2 separate regions of the Homo sapiens genome follow, and region 2 is linked to region 1. A link is a loop called in an ENCODE intact Hi-C map of the cell type or tissue named here. Cell type or tissue: stomach. All regions are shown on one strand.

Region 1 (4,000 bases):
CAAGCGATCCTCCTGCCTCAGCCTCCCAAGTACCTGGGACTACAGGTACATGTCACCACACCTGGCTAATTTTTTTTTTTTTTTTTTTGTAGAGATAGGGTATCACTATGTTGCCCAGGCTGGTCTCGAATTCTTGGGCTCACGTGATCCTCCCACCTCAGCCTCTCAAAGTGTTGGGATTACAGACATGAGCCACTGTGCCATGGCACCACAATTTTTCAAAAACAACAAATAAATAAATTGTTACACACACATCCCACCCCAAAAGGACTGAATCTTGGCAATTTCATAGGGTTCAATCTAATGGAATTACAGGGCTTAAAAGGATGAGTGACTAAGATGGGGAGGACCATAGACTTTTTCTCTTTTGAACAATATAATATGAAACAATATTTATGTGATATTTGATGCATAGGAGAGAATGTCTTAACATATATGAGAGTCATAAAACACAGTCACGGCCGGGCACGGTGGCTCACGCCTGTAATCTCAACACTTTGGAAGGCCGAGGTGGGTGGATCACGAGGTCAAGAGATTGAGACCATCCTGGCCAACATGGTGAAACCCCGTATCTACTAAAAATACAAAATTAGCTGGGCGTGGGGCGGTCACCTGTAATCCCAGCTACTCAGGAGGCTGAGGCAGGAGAATCACTTGAACCCGGGAGGCGGAGGTTGCAGTGAGCCGAGACTGTGCCATTGCACTCCAGCTGGGTGACAAGAGCAAAACTCTGTCTCAAAAAAAAAAAAAAAAATTAGCCAGGCATGATGGCAGGTGCCTGTAATCCCAGCTACTCGGATGGCTGAGGCAGGAGAATCGCTTGAACCTGGGAGGCAGAGGTTGCAGTAAGCCAAGATCGCACCACTGCACTACAGCCTGGGTGACAGAGCAAGACTCTGTCTCAAAATCAATCAATCAATCAAAGACTCTGGAGACTAGAATATTGGAATCACAGACTCTTAAAATGTTGGAATCATAGACTATTGAACCTAATAGATCCTACAATGTGAGTTACAGGCTATTTGAATCACAGGATCCTAGAATATCACACCAGAACCTCGGAGGGTTAGAAGCACGGCTCCAACAGTTAGATGTTCAAATTCTGTAGATGCTCTATACATTAGTCAAGGAAGTCTGGCCCTGAGCAGTCCAACACTGCAGCCACCAGCCACAAGAGACTACGGACCACTTGAAATGTCTTCGGGTCCGAGATAAGAAGTGCTGTGAGTGGAAAATACACACCAGATTTTGAAAACACAGTACCAAAAAAAACAGAATATGAAGTCTCAAGAATTTGTTTCTATTGAACACATGTTAAAATGATACTCCTTAAATATATTGTGTTAAATAAAATGTATTATCAAAATTAATTTTACCTGATTCTTTTTGTTTCTTTTTGTCTGTTGCTTGCCTGTGGGAAAATATAAATATCATTCTATTTCTTTTTTTTTTTTTTTTTGAGACAGGGTCTTACTCTGTCACCGAGGCTGGAGTGCAGTGGTGCGATCTTGGCTCACTACAGCCTCAGTCTCTCCTGAGCTCAAACAATTCTCCCACCTGAGCCTCCTGAGTAACTGGGACTACAGGTGCATACCTGCACACCCAGTTATTTCATTTGTTTGTTTTTAATTTTTGTAGAGACAGGGTCTCCCTATGTTGCCCAGGCTGGTCTTAAACTCCTGGGCTCAAGCGATCCTCCTGCCTCCTGGCTCACAGTCTATTACTTTCTCTTTTATTTTATTTTATTTATTTATTTATTTAGAGACAGAGTCTTGCTCTGTCACCCAGGCTGGAGTGCAGTGGTACGATCCCAGCTCGCCGCAACTCCCGCCTCCCGGGTTCAAGTAATTCCCCTGCCTCAGCCTCCCGAGTAGCTGAGACTACAGTCATGCGCCACCACACCTGGCTAGTTTTTGTATTTTTAGTAGAGACGAGGTTTTGCCATGTTGGCCAGGCTGGTCTCGAACTCCTGACCTCAGGTGATCCACCCACCTCGGCCTCCCAAAGCCCTGGGATTACAGGTGTGAGCCACCGCGCCCGGCCACTCACAGTCTATTTCTATGGGACTGTGCTCATCTAGAGAAATGCCTTCCTGGCTCTGAGAGGTGTGGGGTTCAGGACGGTCACGTGGCACAGATAAAGAGGAGAAGGCTTTGGCTCCAGGACTTAGAGGCATCCCGGTCTGCAGAGTAGATGCGTGAATAAGATCCCAGGGCTGCAGGGAGTGGGGGTGGGTGCCGGAAAGGGCACACAGCCTGACTCAGCCAAGCCCATCATCCACTTCCCTTCCCTACCACTTCCCCTTCGGAACTTGTTGACCCAGCAGATTCTCCAAGCTACAGATTTGGCAATTGTCTGCCCCTTCAGCCCACTTCCATACTGGGCAGAGCAGGTCAACACCAGATGGGGGCTGCCTTGGAAAGACTACCTGGATCCCACTCCTTGGCCTCCGACTCCTACTCTTTGGCCTCCCAGCTTTTGGGACACTATCTCCTTCCCAAATCAGGGTGGGTAGAAAATACCCACTGCCTGCAACTCCCGAAGCCAGGAAAGCTACAGGATGACTGGGAATAGAGATAGAATGTAGGGGTTGGGGAGGCAGAGGAGGAAGTCAGGGAGGTATTCCTGGAGGAGGTAACCCCTGAAGGAAGGCAGAATAGAGGCAGGGATGGTCTGGGAAAAACAGACTGGACAGCCAGGAAATCAGGGAAGGGGCAAGGCAGAGAGCCAAATGGGAGAGGATGGAGGGCATGGGCCAGGCAGGGCGTGGGGCGGGAAGGAGGTAGCATCCAGGATGGGCCCCAGGCTCAGGCCTGGGTGACTGGGTGCACCGCGGGGTTGTCTCTGGAGTCGGGAGGGAAGGGGAGGAAGAGGTTCCGGGGAGACTGCTGAGGTCAGTCTGGCTGTGGCAAGGGGGTGGGGAGGCCCAGTGTGGAAGAGAGATGCTGAAGATATTGGATGAAGCTGCAGGAGTGAGCGCACCAAATGAGGTGGACACACAGCTGAGGAACGCCAACGTCGAAGAGGAAAAAACTCTGCAAAGGACGCGGAGAAAGGTCCAGCAAAGAGGCAGAGGGAAACTATCCAGGTCAGGGGCAGCCATGGAAGAGACCGGAGCAGGTGGGAGAAGGCCAGGAGGCCAGGAGGCTGGTGTTGTCTTCTTGAGGAGGGAGCTGCCGGGAGCCCACCCCCAGGAGCTGAAGGCGGCTGGGGCTCAGGTCCTTCCCCGTGACCTCGATGCCTGGGGAATCTGCACTAATGAGCACAAGTTACAGAGAGGATCTTGTCCCAGGTACCAACGTCTACTCTCAAGCAGGCACAGACACCACTCACAGCCACTTCTGCAAGCTCAAGAGACTGCAGCATCTGTCCATCGAGACACTCAGGCAATTTTTTGTTTGTTTGTTTGTTTGTTTGGAGACAGGGTCTTGCTCTGTCACCCAAGCTGGAGTGCAGCATCACAACTCACTGCAGCCTCAAACTCCTATGCTCAAGCGATCCTCCAGCCTCGGCATCCCGAGTAGCTGGGACCACAGGCACTACCAACCACACCGGCTAATTTTTTCGTTAAAAAAAAAAATTTTTTTTTTTCTGAGAGAGTCTCACTCTGTCGCCCAGGCTAGAGTGCCGAGCCACAATCATAGCTCACTGCAACCTCTGCCTCCCGGGTTCAAGTGATTCTCATGCCTTAGCTTCCTGAGTACCTGGGATTACAGACGTGCATCATCATGTCCGGCTAATTTTTGTGTTTTTAGTAGAGATGGGGTTTCGCCATGTTGGCCAAGCTGATTTCGAACTCCTGGCTTTGTGATCTGCCCAGCTCAGCCTCCCAAAGTGCTGGGATTTCAAGCATGAGCCCCCATGCTCAGACTAATTTTTTTGAAGATGGAGCCTCACTATGTTGCCCAGGCTGGCCTCCCAAAGTGCTGGGATTACAGACATAAGCCTCATTGTTCTTAATATAACATATGATTGTATTATATTATTAAGTATTTCATCT
Region 2 (4,000 bases), 82 kb before region 1:
GTTCTGGTGGAGAAGATGAGGACTTGGACCAGGAGCGACGGCGAAACAAGAAGAGGGGGATCTTCCCCAAGGTGGCCACCAACATCATGCGAGCCTGGTTGTTCCAGCACCTCTCGGTGAGAGCCCTGCTGCCCAGGTGCAGGGTGGGAATGGAGAGAGGGAGAAGGGTGGACCACAGAGACCGAAACCCCAGAGAAACCCAGAAGTGGGAGAAAGACGGCAGGAAATTTTTCGAGACTCTCATGGAGGTGGAGAATTGTGACAGGAGCCAGCAGCACTGAGTGTCACCTGAGTGCAGGTGCCGCTCAGGACACTTAACTCACTAAGTCCTCCCCGAAAACTGTCCATTAACCCGCGCATCAATCATCCACCTGCCCACCATCCACCCAGTGTACCCTCGGAGGGAGGGGCTACTATTATCTCCATTTAACAGGTGAGGAGGAGACTGAGGAACAGAGAGGTTAGGAGACTTGCCTAAGGTCACACAGCCAGAAGTGGATTCAAATGCAGGCAGTCTGGCCTTAACCACCGCACCATACTGCTTCAAGGACAGAGGAGAAAAATAGAGCCAGGAAGAGGCTAAAACAGAGAGACACAGAGATTCGGGGAGGACCAAGTCAGAGCAAGATGGAGACAGGGAGAGGCCGAGTCACAGAGGGACAGAGACAGACAGAAACTCGGAGGCAGGGACGGACTGAATCCCAGAGAGAGAGAGAGATACAGACAGAAACACACACACACAGAGATAGTGAGTCAGAGAGAGAATGTGAGAGCCACAAAGAGAGAAATGGAGGGCCAGACACAGTGGCTCATGCCTGTAATCCCAGCACTTTCGGAGGCCATGGCAGGAGGATCACTTGAGCCCAGGAGTTCGAGACCAGCCTGGGCAACATAGCAAGACCCCATCTCTAAAAAAAAAAATTAGCCAGGCATGGTGGCACACACCTGTGATCCCAGCTACTCAGGAGGCTGAGGCCGGAGGATTGCTTGAGCCAGGGAGATTGAGGCTGCAGTGAGCCATGAAGGCGCCACTGCACTCCAGCCTGAGTGACAGAGTGAGACCCTGTTTAAAAAAAAGAGAGAAAGAGAAAGAAAGAAATGGATAGGGAGGGCTGGGTGCGGTGGCTTATGCCTGTAATCCCAACACTTTGGGAGGCCGAGGCGGGCGGATCACGAGGTCAGGAGATCGAGACCATCCTGGCCAACATGGTAAAACCCTATCTCTACTAAAATACAAAAAATTAGTCGGGCATGGTGGCGCGCACCTGTAGTCCCAGCTACTGGGGAGGCTGAGGCGGGGAATCCCTTGAACCCCGGAGGCGGAGTTTGCGGTGAGCAGAGATCGCGCCACTGCATTCCAGCCTGGCGACAGAGCAAGACTCCATCTCAAATAAATAAATAAATAAATGGATAGGGAGAGGGCCACACAGAGACTCTGACAGATTCAGAGAGGGAGGGCCTGGGCTTTGCTTCCCTCCCCGACGCCAGTGAAGCCCCTCCCCCACGCCACAGGAGCCCCCTCCCCCAACACAGTCTCTCTAATCAGAGCTGGCCAGTTAACCTCTAATTGCTGGAACAGGCGGGGGCTGGCAGGCATGTAATTGCCCCAAGCCTGAGGCTCCCTTGGTCTCCATCCTGGGGAGCGCAGAGACGCTCAGAAGCGCCGGTTCTCCCAGACGTCTGCCTGGGCCTGGGCTCCCCATCCCCCGGACCCCGGTGGGCCAGACCTTGGGGTTCAGACTGCGGCCGGCCAGGCAGGCAGAGTGACTCTTGCTGGTGGCTGCAGCACCCGTACCCCTCGGAGGAGCAGAAGAAACAGCTGGCGCAGGACACGGGGCTCACCATCCTGCAAGTCAACAACTGGTGAGTGGCCCAGGAGGGCCCGCGGGCCGGCCCGGGGCGAGAGCCCGGGCGCTGTCCGCGGTGCTGACGGAGGCCCCGAGCCCCGCAGAGCCACTGCCCCTGCTCGCCCCGCTCTGCCTCCCCCGCCGCTGTCCTCCGGCCCGCTCTGTGTTCGTCTTGGCCTCTCTCCCACTCCCTCTTTTCATTCCCCTCCGTTTCCATGACCGCCTCCCAGGTTCATTAACGCCCGGAGACGCATCGTGCAACCTATGATCGATCAATCCAACCGCACAGGTACAGGGGGAAGGCGGGGACGGAGAGCCTGGGGTTCTTAGGAGGGCGTCAAAGCCGGGTCCCGGGCTTCCTGGGGCTCAGCCTGCACCTCTGAACCCCCTTCGCAGGGCAGGGTGCAGCCTTCAGCCCAGAGGGCCAGCCCATCGGGGGCTATACCGAGACGCAGCCACACGTGGCCGTCCGGCCTCCGGGTAAGCCTCGCCCCCTTAGCTAGGCCCCGCCCCTGCGCACCATGACCCACCTGTAAAACAAAGATGCCCACCTGAGATTCAATTCAAGCGGAATACAGTGTGTCACTTGCCTAGTGAGAAGCAGGTGATGCCAAGGCAGATTTCCTGGTCCCCCATCTTTTCCTTACAACCTCATTTCTTCCAGACTTCAAGCCCAATACCTCGGAAGGCTCCACTTTTTCTTAAAGGGCCAGCACCTTCTTATGACTCAGTCTATCCTGGTAGAGGGATCCCCTGGTGTAGGAAGGGGTGAGGGAGACTTAGAGGCATCTGGGGGTGTCTCTGAAAGACGCACTTACCCTCCTTTTTTTTTGTCTTCCAGGATCAGTGGGGATGAGTTTGAACTTGGAAGGAGAATGGCATTATCTATAGAGGCTGATGCAGGAGAGGTGTGAGGGTCTAAGGGCTGGGGATTGTGCAATTCTCAAACCTCCATTAGACCTCAGGACTCCAAGAGTGGGCACTTCCAGAGTAGTGGGTCAGCCTGGGTCCCTGTACTGTGGGTTCTCTGAGGCTTGATGGGAAGATATTCATCCATCTGTCCGTCCGTCCATCCATCCATCCATCCATCCATCCTCCTCCTCCATGTATCCATCCATCTACCCACTCACTCACCCATCCATATCTTTATCCATCCGTTACTCAATTACTCATTCACCCGCAATCCATCCATCCAAACCTAGTCCACCCACCTACCCACTCATTACCCATCTGACCACACATTCACCCACTCACTCCATTCATCTCTCCACTCGCCAACCCACTCATCCATCTACCTCCACACTGACCAACCACCCACACATCTACCCATTTATCTGTGCATTCACCCACCTCCCTACCCAGGCTTCCACCCACCTACCCATCAACTCACCCATCCATCCACCCACACATCCCATTATCCATATATCCACCCACCCACCACCCACTATCCATCCATCCATCCATACCTACATACACCCATTCATCTATGATACATCTCCAAACATAAACTGAGCCCTTGGCTGGGCACGGTAGCTCACGCCTGTAATCCCAGCACTTTAGGAGGCTGAGGCAGGTGGATCACCTGAGGTCAGAAGTTCGAGACCAGCCTGGCCAACATGGTAAAACCCTGTCTCTACTAAAAATACAAAAATTAGCCAGGTGTGGTGGCATGTACCCATAGTCCCAGCTACTCTGGAGGCTGAGGCAGGAGAATCACTTGAACCCAGGAGGCGGAGGTTACAGTGAGCCAAGATCAACCTGGGCAATAAAGTGAGACTCCATCTAAAAAAAAAAAAAAAAAAAAATTGAGCCCTCACTCCATCCTGACATGCCTCAGGTAGGGTCTGGATCTTGAGAAGATTCTGGTCTTGTGGGGAAGTTGGCAACCCCAGTGACAATCCAGTGTAACAGTTCAAACAATAAAACGTAGTTTCCCCATAGGAGGGAGTCATCAGCTATCTCTGGGGTATCAGGGAAGATTTCCTAGAGGAAGTGGCCTCTGGATGGGGCACTGAAGGATGAATAGGAGTCCACTGGGCAGAGTAGGGAGTAATGTGGAAGGGGGGCATTATTTGACTTTCCCAGGCCTTGAGTCTTCTGTGGCCTGGTATGATGGCGGCACTTTAGAGCATCTTCTCATTTAGTCCTTACAA

What was found. Hi-C counts contacts between places; a loop is a spot of excess contacts. Peaks named below come from ENCODE experiments on the same cell type or tissue, not always from the same donor. Only the 100,000 strongest peaks of a DNase experiment are listed, where the experiment ranks them.
Region 2: it touches region 1 in a loop (1.9-fold over the local background); 1 of 110 quality-filtered maps calls a loop at or near these places.

The regions. Positions count from the first base shown.
Region 1 is chr19:47,322,924-47,326,923 of GRCh38, reverse strand. No RefSeq gene overlaps it. Among named protein-coding and RNA genes, the nearest start is that of C5AR2, 7.3 kb to the left of the region's middle. In stomach, no CTCF peak of the experiment used is centred here; no DNase peak of the experiment used is centred here; H3K27ac peaks cover 314 bases; H3K27me3 peaks cover 1,636 bases.
Region 2 is chr19:47,405,215-47,409,214 of GRCh38, reverse strand. It overlaps MEIS3 (Meis homeobox 3), which reads left to right. Exons shown (of 13, transcript NM_001301059.2): 8 at 1-116; 9 at 1,787-1,863; 10 at 2,078-2,136; 11 at 2,244-2,327; 12 at 2,689-2,755. The coding sequence ends at 2,738. Among named protein-coding and RNA genes, the nearest start is that of MEIS3, 12 kb to the left of the region's middle. In stomach, no CTCF peak of the experiment used is centred here; a DNase peak (open chromatin) is centred at 1,922; H3K27me3 peaks cover 4,000 bases.